Linked DNA regions of Homo sapiens: region 2 is linked to region 1. A link is an interaction called in ENCODE POLR2A ChIA-PET data of the cell type or tissue named here. Cell type or tissue: OCI-LY7. All regions are shown on one strand. Links, peaks and the distances in the headings refer to the core of each region. The heading gives the core; the rest is flanking DNA. Region 1 has its middle 59 kb from the start of PTPRJ. Region 2 overlaps PTPRJ (protein tyrosine phosphatase receptor type J).

Region 1 (8,336 bases), core at 291-8,290:
TGCTGGGATTACAGGCGTGAGCCACTGCTCCTGGCCTACACTGTATATATCGAAACATCACTATGTACCCCACAAATATGTACAATTATTATGTGTCAATTCAAATAAATAAATAGATTTTCCACAATAAGCCTTTTTGTAACTTTTGAGTTTTAAACCACAACAATACAGTACCTATTCAAAAATAAAATCGATTAAAAAATACACAATTTTTTTTTTGAGACGGAGTCTCACTCTGTGCCCCAGGCTGGAGTGCAGTGGCATGATTTCAGCTCACTGCAACCTCCGTCTCCTGGGTTCAAGCGTTTCTCCTGCCTCAGCCTCTTGAGTAGCTGGGACTACAGGTGCACGCCACCACACCCAGCTAATTTTTGTCTTTTTAGTAGAAATGCGGTTTCCCCATGTTGGCCAGGATGGTCTTGATCTCCTGACCTCGTGATCCACCTGCCTCGGCCTCCCAAAGTGCTGGGATTACAGGTGTGAGTCACTGCACCCAGCCTCTAGTCACAATTTTTTTAAATAAATATATATTGATTGAAAAATTTGGTGAATGAAGTTCAGAGTTTCCTTTGGTGGCTTTCAGGAAACAAGCTACTGTCCCCTCCCACTCTTATTCAGAGTCACCCGCCTGGGCCTGCCCACACTCTCCCTCTCCACGCCGCTCCCCTCCCCTAAAAAAAGGTCAAGTTCTGGAAGACTGGGCTACTGCAGCAGCTGTCCCACTGGCTGGCTGGAGGTGTGTGAAGGACAGGTAAACAGCAGCATGTGGTGGCAACAGAAATTCCCTTCATGCCAATATGTCCTGTAAACAGAATGAAAAAAATGTCATCATGTTTACCTTCTAGGGAGTCTTACAAAAACAACTTTCCTGCTTCCCTAAGCTTCTAGATAAAAGAAAATAAACGGCTCTGCTCTGAGTCAGCTGACAGCTATAAACCATTGAGTCTGAGGGAAATTTTTGGTCAAGAAGTGGTAGCAGGCCAGGCACGGTGGCTCATGCCTGTAATCCCAGCACGTTGGGAGGCCGAGGCGGGTGAATCACCTGAGGTCAGGAGTTCAAGACCAGCCTGGCCAACATGGTGAATCCCCATGTCTACTAAAAGTACAAAAATTAGCCGGGCATAGTGGCAGGTACTTGTAATCCCAGCTACTCAGGAGGCTGAGGCAGGAGAATAGCTTGAACCCAGGAGATGGAGGCTGCAGTGAGCCCAGATCATGCCACTGTACTCCAGTCCGGGTGACCGAGACTCCATCTCAAATAAAAAAAAAAAAAAAAGAAGTGGCAGCAGCCTCTTGTATGCCTGGTCTATCCTGGCTGCAGAGAGTTGTGTGTGGAACAAGTATCATTCTTGAACTGGCAGGAAAAGGATCTCTGGGAAGTTGCAGTGTCCACAGAGAGAGCAGGGCCAGCCCAGAAAATCTAAATGAGTCTCCTGGCCTGCCTCCAAAGGCAGCAAGCAGGGCCAGTGTCATGGGTGTGCAATCTCAGTTTAGAGGTGCCCTTGCACGTGGCTGAATGCTCTGCTGACACTGTCTTGAAATTTTTAATAATTTTCCAACACGGGATCTATATTTTCATTTTGTTCCAGGCCCTGTAAGTTACATAGTCAGTCCTGTAGGAAGTGTCACAAAACTCCTTTGTCACCTCAAGTATCCTAGCTTATTATTTTAGTTTGTTATGAAACATATTGAGTCCATTGTTTTTCTTTTCTTTTCTTTTTTTTTTTTTTTTTTTGAGACAGAGTCTTGACCTATCACCCAGGCTGGAGTACAGTGGTGCGATCTCGACTCATTGCAAACTCTGCCTCCTGGGTTCAAGGGATTCTCCCACCTCAGCCTACTGAGTAGCTAGGACCACAGGTGTCCACCACACCTGGCTAATTTTTGTGTTTTTAGTAGAGATGGGGTTTCACCATGTTGGCCAGGCTGCTCTCAAACCCCTGACCTCAAGTGATCCACCTGCCTCAGCCTCGCAAAGTGCTGGGAGTACAGGCGTGAGCCACCGCACCCGGCATATACAGCCTGTTCTTATTCACCAGTGTGCCAAAATGTATGGGATCCTTTCCTAAAAGCCATTTTATGTATTTATTTATTTATTTATTCATTTATTTATTATTAGAGACAAGGTCTCTTTCTCTCTCTCTCTCTCTCTCTCTCTCTCTTGCCCAGGCTGGAGTGCAGTGGCATGATCACGGCTCACTACAGCCTCAAACTCCTGGGCTCAAGTGATCCTCCCACCTCAGCCTCCTGAAGTAGCTATGATTACAGGCACAAGCCACTGCACCCAGCCTGAAAGCCATTTCAGAAGGGCTTGAGGATCCAGGCACTTGCACCTGTGGATGTGTGGGAGGGAAGGCCACGGTCAGGGTCAACAGAGCAGACAGGGAGTCTGGGCTCAGTAGCTCACGCCTATAATCCTAGCAGTTTGGGAGGCCATGGCAGGCGAATCGCTTGAGCCCAGGAGTTTGAGACCAGCCTGGGCAACATGGTGAAACCTCATGTCTACAAAAAATTTAAAAAAAAAACCTAACCTGGCATGGTGGTGCATGCCTGTAGTCCCAGCTACTTGGGGATGCTGAGGCAGGAGGATCACTTGAACCTGAGAGGTCAAGACTGCAGCGAGCAGAGATCATGCTACTACACTGCAGCCTGGGCAACAGAGGGAGATAGGCCAGCCTACTAACTTGATATACAGCCAGGCACTTTATCCCACTGCAGAGAGAAGGGAGAGAAGGCATCACAAGCCCCTTCAGCACTGGGTGGGTACTCTTAGGGCTAGAGAAGGGAGGTAGGCCAGTTACCATTTCTTGTGCCAGCATCTCTCTTTATTCCTGGTCCCATGGGGTGCTCAGAATTAGTGGTTCACAGTGTAGCATCTTTGAGGAAAATCTTCCAAAGAAGACACAGAAGCAGAGTCTTTAATTTTTGTTGTTTGCTCTGTCATTCAATAAATATTTACAGACTCCATCTCTACAAAAAAAAAAGGCCGGGCGCAGTGGCTCACATCTGTAATCCCAGCACTTTGGGAGGCCGAGGCAGGCAGATCACCTGAGGTCAGGAGTTTGAGACCAGCCTGGCCAACATGGTGAAACCCTGTCTCTAATAAAAATACAAAAATTAGCCAGGTGCAGTGGCAGTGGCAGGTGCCAGCTACTTGGGAGGCTGAGGCAGAAGAATTGCTTGAGCCTGGGAGGTGGAGGTTGCAGTAAGCCAAGGCCGTGCCACTGCACTCCAGCCTGGGTGACAGAGCAAGGCTCTGTGTAAAAAAAAAAAAAAATTAGCCAGGCATGGTAGTGCACACCTGGGGTCCCAGCTACTCAGGAGGCAGAGGTAGGAGGATCACTTGAGCCTAGGAGGTCGAGGCTACAGCAAGCTGTGATTATAACACTGCACTCCAGCCTGGGTGATAGAGTGAGACCCTGTCTCTAAAAAAATATATATATATGTGTGTGTGTGTGTGTGTGTGTATGTGTATATATATACAGATATAGATATATATCTATATATATCTATATCTATATCTTTAGTAGAGATGAGGTCTTGCTATGTCACCCAGGCTGGTCTCAAACTCCTGACTTCTCCTGGCCTCAAGTGATCCCCCTGCCTCAGCCTCCCAAAGTGCTGGGATTACAGGTGTGAGCCACCACACCCAGCCAAAAAGAAAAAAAAAAAGAGAGATATTTATTGAGCACTTAGTGGAGCTAGGCAATAAGCAACTAAATGAACACAATGATAAATATGAATTGTGGTAAGGGTTATGAAGAAAACAAAGACTGCCAAAAGAGAGTACCTGGACAGAGGTGGGGAAGGGCAGGAGAACTACTTGGCTAGTATGATTGGGGAAGGACTCTGATAACCTGAGCTTTTTCAGCTGAGATCTAAAAGATAAGTAGAAGCAGCTATGTGCAAAAAGGAGGAAGAGCAGACCCAGTAGCGGAAAGCACTGTGGGATGTTGGCATGTGCAGGAATGTGGCCTCTTCATGAAATGGACAAAGGCCAGTGGCAGGCCGGGCGTGGTGGCTCATGCCTGTAATCTCAGCACTTTGGGAGGCCGAGGCAGATGGATCACGAGGTCAGGACATCGAGACCATCCTGGCCAACATGATGAAACCCTGTCTCTGCTAAAAATACAAAAATTAGCCTGGCATGGTGGCATGCACCTATAATCCCAGCTACTCAGGAGGCTGAGGCAGAAGAATTGCTTGAACCCAGGAGGCAGAGGTTGCAGTGAGCTGAGATCGCGTCACTGCACTCCAGACTGGGCGACAGAGCGAGACTCCATCTCAAAAAAAAAAAGGCCAGTGGCTGGAGTGTCAGGAAAAATGAAAAATGGGGAGTATGCAGTAAGAGGAGGCGGGGTCTGAAGAGGTGGGCAGGGCCAGACCATACAGGGTTCTGCAGGCCACACTGGGGACCTTGGGTGTCATTCCAAATGTATCAGTCTTCGAAGACTTGTAAGAGGGACTGTAATGCCATCAGATTTACATTTGGGAAACCAAGAATAAAACCCAAATCTCCATCCTAGCTCTCTTTCTACTTCACTCAATGTCTCCTAGGTTCGGCCCTCTTCCAACTACAGAAAGGTCAGCCCTTGTACTAGAAGAGCTTTGAGGAACAGAAGACTAGCTAGAACTGAAAGGCAAAATGTTGCTTAGCAACCAGAAGGGTGGGGAAGTGTGGTTTTGCCACCTGGCATCCATTTACCCTTCTTACTAGTGTCTTCAACCGCAGATTTCCTCTTGGAGGAATGGAACAGGACCCCAAATGGAAAAACTAGCTACAAGTTACTAGTTAGGTAAGAAATGGCAGTGTCTCAGACAGGGGTAGTAGTAATGGGAATGGGAAAAAATGAGTGGAATTGAAGTATGCTTTAGAGGGGGAAGAGTTAGGTTTTTTGTTTGTTTGTTTTTTGTTTTTGAGATGGAGTCTCGCTCTATCCCCCAGCTGGAGTGCAGTGGCGCGATCTCGGCTCACTGCAACCTCCGCCTCCCTGGTTCATGCCATTCTCCTGCCTCAGCCTCCGGAGTAGCTGGGACTACAGGCACCCGCCACCAGGCCCAGCTAATTTTTTGTATTTTTATAGAGACAGGGTTTCACCGTGTTAGCCAGGATGGTCTCGATCTCCTGACCTTGTGATCTGCCCGCCTCAGCCTCCCAAAGTGCTGGGATTACAGGTGTGAGCCACCGCGCCTGGCCAATAGTTAGGATTTAATGATGGATTGTGGCAGGATAAAAGAGAGAGATGTTCAGGGTCACAGGTATCTGGCATGAGAGACTGAACGGCTGTAGGTGACATTTACAAAACTGGGTGAAAACTGATCTTGGAGGTGAGGACCAAGATCAAGAGATCTATTTTGAAGGTGTTAATTTTTTTTTCTTAGAGATAGGATCTTACTCTATCACCTAGGCTGGAGTACAGTGGTGTGATCATAGCTCACTGCAGTCTCAAACTCCTGGGCTCAAGCAATCCTCCCACCTCAGCTGCTTGAGTAGCTTGGACTACAGGTGCACACAACCACACCTAGCTAATTTTTAAATTTTTAGTGGAGTCAGGGTCTCACTTTGTTGCCCAGGCTGGTCTTGAACGTCTAGCTTCAAGTGATCCTCCCTCCCCAGCTTCCTAAAACATACATGTTAATTTGAGATGACTGTGAGGTATCAGAGTGGATGCAGCTATCCCAGCCCCACTAGACAGGTCAGAGGGAGGCTTCTGTCCAAAGGCTTGCTCGGAGGGACAGAATGCTCAGAAAAGAAGGGCAGGGCCTGGCTTCCTGCTCCCTCACTGCCAGCTGCTGGGTCCTGGGCCCCCAGACCAAGACTCCAGGATAGATTGTGCAAAATTTGGAATAATCAGTGACCTTTGTTTTTCACCCATCCTCACAGTTGCTTCAGGTCACCCCCTGATGTGGCACTTACACGCAGAAACACAAGGTTTAGAATAAATACAACTAAAAGACATGCACTGTGGAATGACTCATGCTCATTGAATGTGGGCACTAGCCTTTTCTCAGGAGCACCAAGTCCCAGAACCACAATGGCCTGGGAGACAGGGACCCTGGGTGGATGGGCCCTCCATTTGCACAGCACTTTGGGGCTTACAAAGCACTTTCACATCCATTGTTTCATTTGATTCTCTCAACAATTTTTGAGGGATTATCCTTAACTCTACTTTATATGAGAAGGTTCAGAGAGGTTAAGTAATTTGCCTGGGTTGCACAGGTATTAGGAGGAGTCAGAAATTAAGGACAGGGGCTGGGTGCAGTGGCTTACACCTGTAATCCCATAACTTTGGGAGGCCAAGGTGGGTGGATCATCTGAGGTCAGGAGTTCAAGACCAGCGTAGCCGACATGGTGAAACCCCGTCTCTACTAAAAACAAAACTTAGCTGGGCATGGTGGTATGCGCCTGTAGTCTCAGCTACTCAGGAGGCTGAGGCAGGAGAATTGCTTGAGCCCGGGAGGCGGAGGTTGCAGTGAGCCGAGATCGTGCCACCACACTCCAGCCTGGGTGATGAGCGAGACTCAGTCTCAAAAACAAACAAACAAAAAAAAAAAAACACAAAATTAAGATCAGAAACCAAAACAAATCATCTAATGCCAAGATTGAGGCACTTTCTAGCAAGCCACGTTCCATGGCAGGGATTGCCCATGTTCAGAGAAAGCTGCCTTCACTTCTAAGATATAATATGAGAGGCACAGGAGGCCCCCACTGCCTGTGACATTGCCCAGAACCCAGCCTAGTAAATTGCAAGGACCCCACAGAGATTCTATTCAGTCTCCTCGTCTTACAGCTGAAGAAAAAACTGAGACTCAGGGAGGGAAGAAAGTACGTGGCAATATCAGGACTAAAACCCAAATCTCCAGCCCAGATCTCTTTACACTTCACTCAAGGCCCCTGGGTTTGGCCCTCTTCCAACTCCAGAATGGTCAGCCCTTGTGCTAGGCGAGCTTTGCAGAACAGAAGAGGAACCAGAGCAGAAAAACAAAATGTTGCTTAGCAACCAGAAGGGTGGGCATGTGTGGTTTTGCCACCTGGCATCCATTTACCCTTCGTTCTGGTGTCTTCATCCCCGGCTTATTATCAGGGCACCAGCTACACACCCTTTTCAGGCTCTGCTCCTCAAAGAAATTCATTTCCTGGAGTTCACTTCACTTTCCGCTCCAAGAGTGGGCATGTGACTCAGGGTTGGCCAATCGGAGCATCACATTCCTCTGGCCAGTAAAGGGTCTGGGGCGGGTAGCAGGCTGGATAGGCTTTTCACATGTAATGCTTCACAAGATTGCAAAGCACCACTCAAGGACTGGAGGCTGGCTGAAGTGCTTTACAGACAAGGTCCTGGGTCCAATCCTGCCCCCTCTGCAACTCCAAGCCACCGCCTGATTTTGGCCAGCTGTTCACAAATGTGAATAAACAAGGAAGAAAATGTGAATCTGAGCCAGGCGCAGTGACTCATGCCTGTAATCCCAGCACTTTGGGAGGCCAAGGCTAGCGGATCACTTGAGGCCGGGAGTTCAAGACCAGCCTGTCCCAACATGGTGAAACTCCACCTGTACTAAAAATAGAAAAAATTAGCTGGCCATGATGGCCTGCACCTGTAGTCCTAGCTGCTTAGGAGGCTGAAGCATGGGAATCACTTGAGTCCAGGAGGCGAAGGTTGCAGTGAGCCAAGATCGTGCCATTGCACTGCATCCTGGGTGACAGAGAAAGACTCTGTCCCAAAAAAAAGGAAAATGTGAATCGAGTGACGTAAACCCCTCGACAATATAACTCCAATATCCTGCTAACAGGGGAGGAGGGGGAAGTCTTGGAAGGCTCACAAACTTCTCAAGATTCCTAAACTCATAAAGTACAGATTGCAAAGAGAAGTAGCAAAGATTCACCCATCTCCTCCATATCTCAGACAAGGAAACCAAGGCCCAAACTGGGGAGGTGAGTCCTTAAAGCCATGCAGAGAGTAGGTGACCCAGGTCAGTACTCAGCCAACAATGGCCCCTGACTGCTTTTATGTTATGATAGCAAATGGCCCAGGGTCTTTTTTTTTGAGACAGAGTCTCGCTTTGTTGCCCAGGCTGGAGTGCAGTGGCATGATCTCGGCTCACTGCAACCTCTGCCTCCCGGGTTCAAGCGATTCTCCTACCTCAGCCTCCTGGGTAGCTGGGATTACAGGCGCACACCACCACACCCGGCTAATTTTTGTATTTTTAGTAGAGATGTGGTTTCACCATGTTGGCCAGGCTGATCTCGAACTCCTGACCTCAGGTGATCCGCCCGCCTCGGCCTCCCAAAGTGCTGGGATTACAGTGTGAGCCATAACTCCTTTTTTTTTTTTTTAACC
Region 2 (8,336 bases), core at 162-8,161, 210 kb before region 1:
ACTACCAGGGAGGCTGATCCCATGAGACCATCACTTCCAAATCAGCCTGAACATATCTGAATGGCCTGGGCTAAAAAGGGAAGAGGTAGGAGCGAGAAGGGCAGAAAATGAGTAGTGCACGGGTGCTGAGTGATAAAGGTGCCACAGTCAGCACTGTGAGCAGAAGTGCCCACCACTGTCTGCAAAGCCTTTCCTGGGCTGCCCTGAAAGCATCCTCAATTACACAGAGGGCTCTTCTCTTTATCACACATTTTCAGTTGTGAGATAGGTGAGGATCAAGAAGGATGCAAAGGCTGGGCATCATTTCAATAAACTTTTCATCTTCTCCAGCACAAAAGACAAACCAATGCCAGATATCATCCACATCCTGGCTCAGCCCCACTCAGGCCTCACCTCCCACCTATATCCTCCTGTTCCTGCGGGTCCACTCCTCCCACCCTTGCCTCCTGCTCTTCCTCCAGCCTCCAGATACAGTGGTGATGCTGCACAGGCCCCTCTGCACAGGCCTCTGCCTGTAATGTTCTCATGCCCTGATATCCACATGGCTGGCTCCTTCCCTTCATTCAGATCTTTGCTCAAAAGTCACCTTGTCATTGAGGCCTTTCCTGAGCACTCTAGGTAAACATCCCACTTCCTCCTTCGAAAAGTTCCAAGAAGGCAAGGACTTGACTGGCATATGGTATATGCTCAATAAATATTTATTGAATGCAGAAATGATGAGGGCATCGAGACAGCACCGATAAGCTAACAGGATGCCTCGGAAAGCTCAATGTCCATCACTGCACATCACACAAAACCAGACAAACTACAGACTTGGGAGGACTGACCTGCAAGGTCAGCACCACTCAGGGAGGAGTCCAAGAGGCAGTTGGGGCTACACTCACCTGTACAGAATGACTTCCGGCCAGGTTCCAGTGACTTGATCCCATCCCCTACTTGTGCAAAGATCTCCACTGTGTATGATGAGCCAGGTATTAATTCAGTGACTGTAGCGTCAGTAATTCCAATGTCCGTGACTACTTGTGTTGCGTTGCTGGAATTTCCAGCCTTCTCAATAAGAAGGCAGTAGGAGTACGTGGGAGAGGCGTCATCAAAGTTCTGCCAACTTAAAGTTGCTGCTGTGGTGTTGGTACTTACATCAATGTTGGACACATTGCTGGGCCCTTGATTTTAAAAAAAAGGCAATTCATGTAAAAGCACAGATTAAGTAGAATTCCAGGACTATTTACTATATCCAAAAATAGCCTGGCTCGTTTTAGAAAGAATGAATAAAACTAGTATTTGCTGGCTCAAAAGATGGAAAACTTCCCAAAAACACATCAAGAAAATAATTATACAGATTAAGTCTCAAAAGAAGTTTAATTTAGGCTTCTTTTAATACTTCAAGTTTATTTCAAATATATTTTTAACATTTAATTTCTAATCTGTTTTTTAAATCTAATAGATGGAGAAAAATATACTAAAAACATATTACAAACTAACATCTTTACCATGTATTTAATTCAAATATTCGCAAAACACCTCCCTAACTGTTGCAGGCGAAGCTCCTCATCTGGGCAGTATCTTCCAATACCAACATGACAAGGTGACCCTTCTCTACTCTGTATTCTCAAGGAATGACTAGAACCATTTCAGTCACCATTCCCAAGGAATCATTTCTTCCTTCTAATGACAATTCTAAGTTCACATAGCTTGAAGAACAGTGCCCCATGGTGACAGCAGAACCATTGCTGAGACCAATGTTTTCAACTTCAGCAGTTTCAGAGTCAACCTGGATCCCAGAAGCACACTGGCCATCATTTAACCAGTGCCTCCTCCAAGAGACAGTTAGAGAGGCTGTTCCTTAGAAGGGCATCCTAAGAGACTTACGTGTGTACTGTGCAGTGGAGTTGGGGTCCCCCCAGACGTGGTCCACTTCTGGAGAGATGGTGATGTTATATAAGGTGCCCGGAATCAGGCCCTGGAGAGTAATCGCTTTGTCATACGTGCTTGTGTGGTTAGAGCCATGCTTGGACTCTATGACTAAATGGTAGACATACTCGGAAGCACCGTCAGGGCTCTTCCAGTCCAGCCACATCTCCGTGGTGGTGACGTAGACCACGTGGATGTCAAACACTGCACTGGGAACTGCTCAGAAGAAAGGAAGGAGAAGGGAAAACTGTTACTATCATGACGCCCAGCTTCCTCTCCAAGTGCTGTCGAGAGGACCTGCTCTTTTGCCATTACGCTTTCTAATGAGTTCACAAAAGGCACACTCCAAAATCGAGCTGAGAAATGCACACACTCAGTGCTCTCAAGAATTTCAGCTCTTCTGTGACGCACATGAACTTCCCAGTTTATCTTACCAGTTCTCCAGTTTTTTGTTGTTGTCTTAAAAATGAGCCCTTAGGCTGGGTGCAATGGCTCATGCCTGTAATCCCAACATTTTGGGAAGCCGAGATGGATCACTTGAGGTCAGAGGTTCGAGACTAGCCTGGCCAACATGGTGAAAACCCATCTCTACTAAAAATACAAAAATTAGTTGGGTGTGGTGGTACACGCCTGTAATCCCAGCTACTCGGGAGGCTGGGGCACAAGAGTCGCTTGAACCCAGAAGGCAGAGGTTGCAGTGAGCCGATATCACACCACTGCACTCCAGCCTGGGCGACAGAATGAGGCTCTGTCTCAAAAAAAAAAAAAAAAAAAAAAAGGCCAGGCGCGGTGGATCACGCCTGTAATCCCAGCACTTTGGGCAGCCAAGGCAGGCGGATCACCTGAAGTCGGGAGTTTGAGACCAGCCTGACCAGCATGGAGAAACCCCGTCTCTATCAAAAAAAGTACAAAATTAGCCGGGCGTGGTGGTGCATGCCTGTAGTCCCAGCTACTTGGGAGGCTGAGGCAGGAGAATCACTTGAACCCGGAAGGCAGAGGTTGCAGTGAGCCAAGATCGCGCCATCGCACTCCAGCCTGGGCAACAAGAGCGAAACTCCATCTCAAAAAAAAAAAAAAAAAAAAAGCCCTTCAAGGGGTCATCTGAAGTGGAAATCACATTCAGTTTTTTTATATGGGTGCTGGTAACAAGATGTGTTCAGTTTGTAAAAGTTCATGAAGCTATGTGCTGAGGATACATCCCTTTTCGGTATGTATATTATATCTCAATAAAGAGGTTTTTTTGTTTTGTTGTGTTTTTTAAATCAGTCACTCAGAAGGAAACATCTTCCCGTGACACAGCCTTACATACCAAAGAGGAAAACTGAAATGGAGAGCTGACCTTTACTAAGTTGCAGCATTTGAGGACGGATGAGGAAGGGAAGAAAACAGGCACACCCTGCACCTTCAGAGCAGAGTCAGAAATGGAATCTCCCACAGGAGCCCATCCTCCGATCATCTCCCGCTGCCCACTCAGCCACCTGCACCAGGGATGCCTACATAGAGGCCCGGAAGTAACCGCGGAGGCTGGGCCTATTTTCTACCGCGGCTTTCAACCCTGTCTCTCTTTACCTGGCAACAAACGTCACCTCCAGGGAGAGGAAATGGGCAGGTAGGGGACAAAAAAGGGAAATGCTTTCACTGCAAACACCTTGTCCAAAAAACAAAAAAAATTGTGCCATGTTTACGTACTATCTACTCCAAAATTAATTTTTTTTTTAATTTTAAGTGGATTCTCCTTACAGAGAAGCCACTGGGAGGAGCCTTTGTTTCCTACCAGCAGATTCCTGATGTCAAAGGGATTCCACAGACAAAAGCCCATGAAAGGCAGCCTTTGTCTATAAACATAAAAACCTAGAAACAACCTAAATATTCAATAACATGGGGAGGGCTGTGGGCACTGTGATCTGGCTGCATGATGAAATACTCTTTAGCCACTAAAAATATGAAGGCCATGCTAACTATAGGGGAAAGTTGTGGTATAGACTGAGTAAAAAGAAATTCAAATACAAAATAAAAGTATTTGTATAATAATTACAGTATACAAGCAAAATGTATGACTGTGGACACAGAGAGAAAAGGAATTCAGTTGGGTTAGAAAAATAGAGATATTTGTTCCTTTTCATTTTTATTGTGGTAAAACATACATACCATAATATTTATCATCTTAACCATTTGTCAGTGTACAATTCGGTATCATCAATATTCACAATGTTGTGTAACTATCACCACTACCTGTACCCAAAACACTGTCATTATCCCCAGCATAAACTGTAGCCATTAAACAATAATGCCCACTCCCTCCTCTGAACAGCCCCTGGTAACCTCTATTCTAATTTCTGTAGAATATTAAGTTGCCTAATCTAGGTACTCATGTAAGTGGAATCATCCAGTATTTGTCCTTCTGTGTCTGGCTTCACTTAGCATAATGTCCTCAAGATCCATCCATGTTGTACCATAAATCAGAATTTCTTTCTTTCTTATGGCTGAATAGTATTTTGTTGTATGGATGAACCACATTTTATCTATCCATTCATTTGTTGATGGGATCTTGGGTCCACCTTTGGCTACTGTGAACAATGCTACTACTATGAACACTGATGTACAAATAACTGTCCAGGGGCCTGTTTTCAATTCTTTTGGAGATATACATAGGACTGGAATTACTGGATCATATGGTATTCGTTTCCTTTTTTTGAAATTGCTTTTAATGCTGTTAAGCTGACTTTTTCCAATAACAATAAAGGTTATTTGATAATAGAAAGGTAACCCCCCTAAGAGTTTAGATCTTATAGCAAGCCTTCTTGACTTTCATTCAATGGGACCATTGAATGAAACGGGTCCTTTGAGACAATGCAATTCCAGGCAGGTGTTAAAATTACCCTGTAGAAATACTGATATTAAGAGGAAAGAATATTCACAATAAACTATAGTAAAAGAGATGCCCTCTCCTCACTAATACTAAACTTTACTGCTGTACCACATCAAAGTGTCAATCTACATGGTGGTTAAGCACTTGGTCTTAGACAGCAGACACAGGTCAGTTTGCCACCTTGTCACTCTGGGCCAGTTACTTAAGTTTGCAGAGCCCCCATTTCTTACTCTGTAAGACAGAAATGATAATAATACCTGCTCCATGAAGTTGTGTTAAAAATGTAAAATGCAGTATGAGAGCACTCAGCACTTCGCAGACCCCCAGCATATTATATTATTGTTACAGTAAGTTCTGGGCAATAGCAAGTAGCACAACATCATGCATCTCCCTCAGTGGTGATCCTCTTACCATTATCCACATCCTTAAAAGACAGAAGAAACATGTTGACGTTAAGACGTCATGTCAACAGTCTGAAATGCAGATTTGCAAAGGGAATACTGCATTTCATCTGAGGGATGCATTTTAGTAGATCCCTTATTTCAGAAGCAGATCCTCTGAGTGACTATCGGTGCTTAACCCAACCAGCACAGTTGAAGAAGCTTCTTCAAGGAGAATCTCAAAAGCGTAACTCATTTCATGTGTGTTTCAAGGAATCTGTCCCATTTCTTTTATATATATATATATGTTTTTATTATACTTTAAGTTCTAGGGTACATGTGCACAACGTGCAGGTTTGTTACATATGTATACATGTGCCATGTTGGTGTGCTGCACCCATTAACTCATCATTTACATTAGGTATATCTTTATTCTACCCTCTGTATAAAAGATTTCAACTATCTTGAATCTTAGATCAAGGAAGACTGTATGTTTTTCAACCTTTCCAAAAAACAATTATTTCAAAATTTTAAAACAACAATAATGAACATTACTCTCTAGGATTTCCCAGAAGTTTCTCCTGTAGGCCTAGAAATAATTTAATAATTTAAACTGTTTCTATAAAAAAAAATTTTTTTTTGAGACAGGGTCTCCCAGGCTGGTGCTAGTCTGCAACTGTTGGGCCAAGCAATCCTCCTGCCGCAGCCTCTCAAGTAGCTGGGACGATGGGTGCAGGCCACCGTAGCTGACTATAAAATGATTTTATCAATTTCAATTAGCCTTCTAGAACTAACAAAGTATCTCATCACAGTGTTGTTTAGGAAAGACTGTGAACAGTCCACCTGCCCAACACAGCACAGTAGTTAATTTCTAACACATCTTGACCAGAGGTTCTTAAACTTTTTGCTCTCAGGACTTCTTTACCATCTTAAAAGTTATTAAGGCTCTCAGAGAATTTGTATTTACATAGGTTATATTTATTAATATTTACTATATCAGGGATTTAAAATGAAGAAATTTTTAAAATGTAAGAATCCACAGCATATATTCCATTAGACCTGAGAGACAATGTCATCCCATATCGGATCAAAGTTGGAAAACTCCAAAAGAGAATGAGAATGAAAAAGCCAAATAACATTTTAGTATTGTTATGATAATACTACCTTGGAGACCCCTTGAAAGAACCTAGGGATCCCTAGAGAGCCCTGGACCACAATTTGAAAACCACTGATCTAGCCCAGAGGTCAGCAAACATTCTCTGTAATGGCCAGAAAATAAATATCTCAGGCTTCACAAGCCACACGTTCTCTGCTGCCACTACTCAATTCTAGCACCAAAGTAGCCATAGACAGTACATAAGCAAATGAACATGGCTGTGATCCAATAAAACTTTATTTACAAAAACAGACAATGAGCCAAATTTGGCATAGGGGCCATTCTTATCTGCCAACTCTGTTTCAGATGATGGAATTCCAGGCAGGTGTTCAAATCATCCTGTAGAAATATTTTATTAAGAGGAAAGAATATTCATAATTAATTGGCAAGTTGGGGAAAAGGCAGATTACAAAACCACATGTACAGATGGCCTCAATGTTTGTGAAAGAAATAAATATATATTTGTGGGCTGGGTGCAGTGGCGCACACCTGTAATCCAAGCACTTTGGGAGGCTGAGGTGGGCAGATCATTTGAGATCAGGAGATCAAGACCAGCCTGGCCAATATGGCGAAACCCTGTCTCTACTAAAACTATAAAAATTAGCCAGGCATGGTGGTGCACACCTGTAATTCCAATTACTCAGGAGGCTGAGGCACAAGAATCGCTTCACTTGAACCCAGGAGATGGAGGTTGCAGTGAGCCAAGATCATGCCACTGCACTCCAGCCTGGGTGACAGGGTAAGACTGTCTCAAAAAAAAAAAAAAAAAAAAAAAAAAATATATATATATATATATATGTGTGTGTGTGTGTGTGTGTATTAAATATTAAATATATATGTATTAAATATATGTATACTCACACATATATTTGTGTATCTATATGTATATGTTTAAAAATTGTAAAATGTCATACATCAAAAGTGATTATCTCTGCTTGATGGTTTCCATGTAAGTTTTTTCTACTTACTTGTCTGTATTTCATATAATAAATAAGCATTAGTGTTATGAAAATTTTTAAAGTTTTTTCTTAGATAATTAAAAGAAAAACAATATTTGGAAACATTATGTTTATTAATTATACTGATTTCCTTTAAGAAACATGATGGTTTAACAGAAAAGCCTATTTGCTTACCAGTTCTATTGCAAACTGTCCGAGATGCCCCTTCAGTCCCATTTGGTCCTTTTGGAACTATTTCAAAGCAATACTTGGTTCCAGGGAACAAGCCACCAATGATAATACTTTGGTTGGTGGTTATTTCTACCCGAGAATTGCCAGCTCCCTCCTGTGTGATATGCATCTGAAATGATTCTGCATCATGGCTGCTCCATGCTAAGCCGATCTCCGTCGTGCTGACCACTGTCACTCGGAAGTCAGAAACTGGAACAGGGGCTATGCAAAGAAAGTAAACAACTAGATTAAAAATATACTTCTCCAGGAGACAGGGATGCCCCACCTCAGAAAATACTGAGATGAAATGTACACTTAGGACACCTGATCCCTCTCTCTGTCTTCTTTGTATCATCACCTACAACATGAGCCCCTCAGAAACTGCTGTTTCTGGCCATGGAGAGAGCACTTGATCATGAGAGTGCAGAAGCTCTGTGCTTACATTGCACACAATCATTCACAGGAAATGAGAGGAGGCGTGAGCTCCTGTGGTCAAGGGCTCAGGCTCTGGAGGAGAACCTTGGCCACACTGGCTGCTTTATCTCGAATGCATTACTAGCCTCCCAGAGCCTCTGTTCAGGGAGGGACAGCAGAGAGAGACCAGTCTTGACCCCCAAAATCCATTCCCCCATTTTCCCTTCATCATACCCACCCAGATTTTTAGCCCTGTGTGTGCATACCTGTTGGAAACAAAGACCACATTTCCCAGCTCCCATGGAGCTAGATGTTGCAATGTGACTAAGTTTTGCTCAACGAAGCATGAGCAGAGGTACTGGGTGACTTCTAGGAAGTGTCCTTTAAGGGTGGGGCACAACCTTCTGCCCTTCCTCCTTCTTATACCTGTAGTGTGG

What was found. ChIA-PET counts read pairs that join two places held together with the same protein. Peaks named below come from ENCODE experiments on the same cell type or tissue, not always from the same donor. Only the 100,000 strongest peaks of a DNase experiment are listed, where the experiment ranks them.
Region 2: POLR2A ChIA-PET joins it to region 1 with 22 read pairs; 4 of 35 experiments call an interaction of 5 or more read pairs at or near these places.

The regions. Positions count from the first base shown.
Region 1 is chr11:47,916,934-47,925,269 of GRCh38, reverse strand. No RefSeq gene overlaps it. Among named protein-coding and RNA genes, the nearest start is that of PTPRJ, 59 kb to the left of the region's middle. In OCI-LY7, for the core only: no CTCF peak of the experiment used is centred there; DNase peaks (open chromatin) are centred at 4,659 and 6,999; H3K4me3 peaks cover 732 bases.
Region 2 is chr11:48,129,830-48,138,165 of GRCh38, reverse strand. It overlaps PTPRJ (protein tyrosine phosphatase receptor type J), which reads right to left. Exons shown (of 25, transcript NM_002843.4): 8 at 7,450-7,707; 9 at 1,870-2,127; 10 at 885-1,163. Among named protein-coding and RNA genes, the nearest start is that of MIR3161, 37 kb to the right of the region's middle. In OCI-LY7, for the core only: no CTCF peak of the experiment used is centred there; no DNase peak of the experiment used is centred there.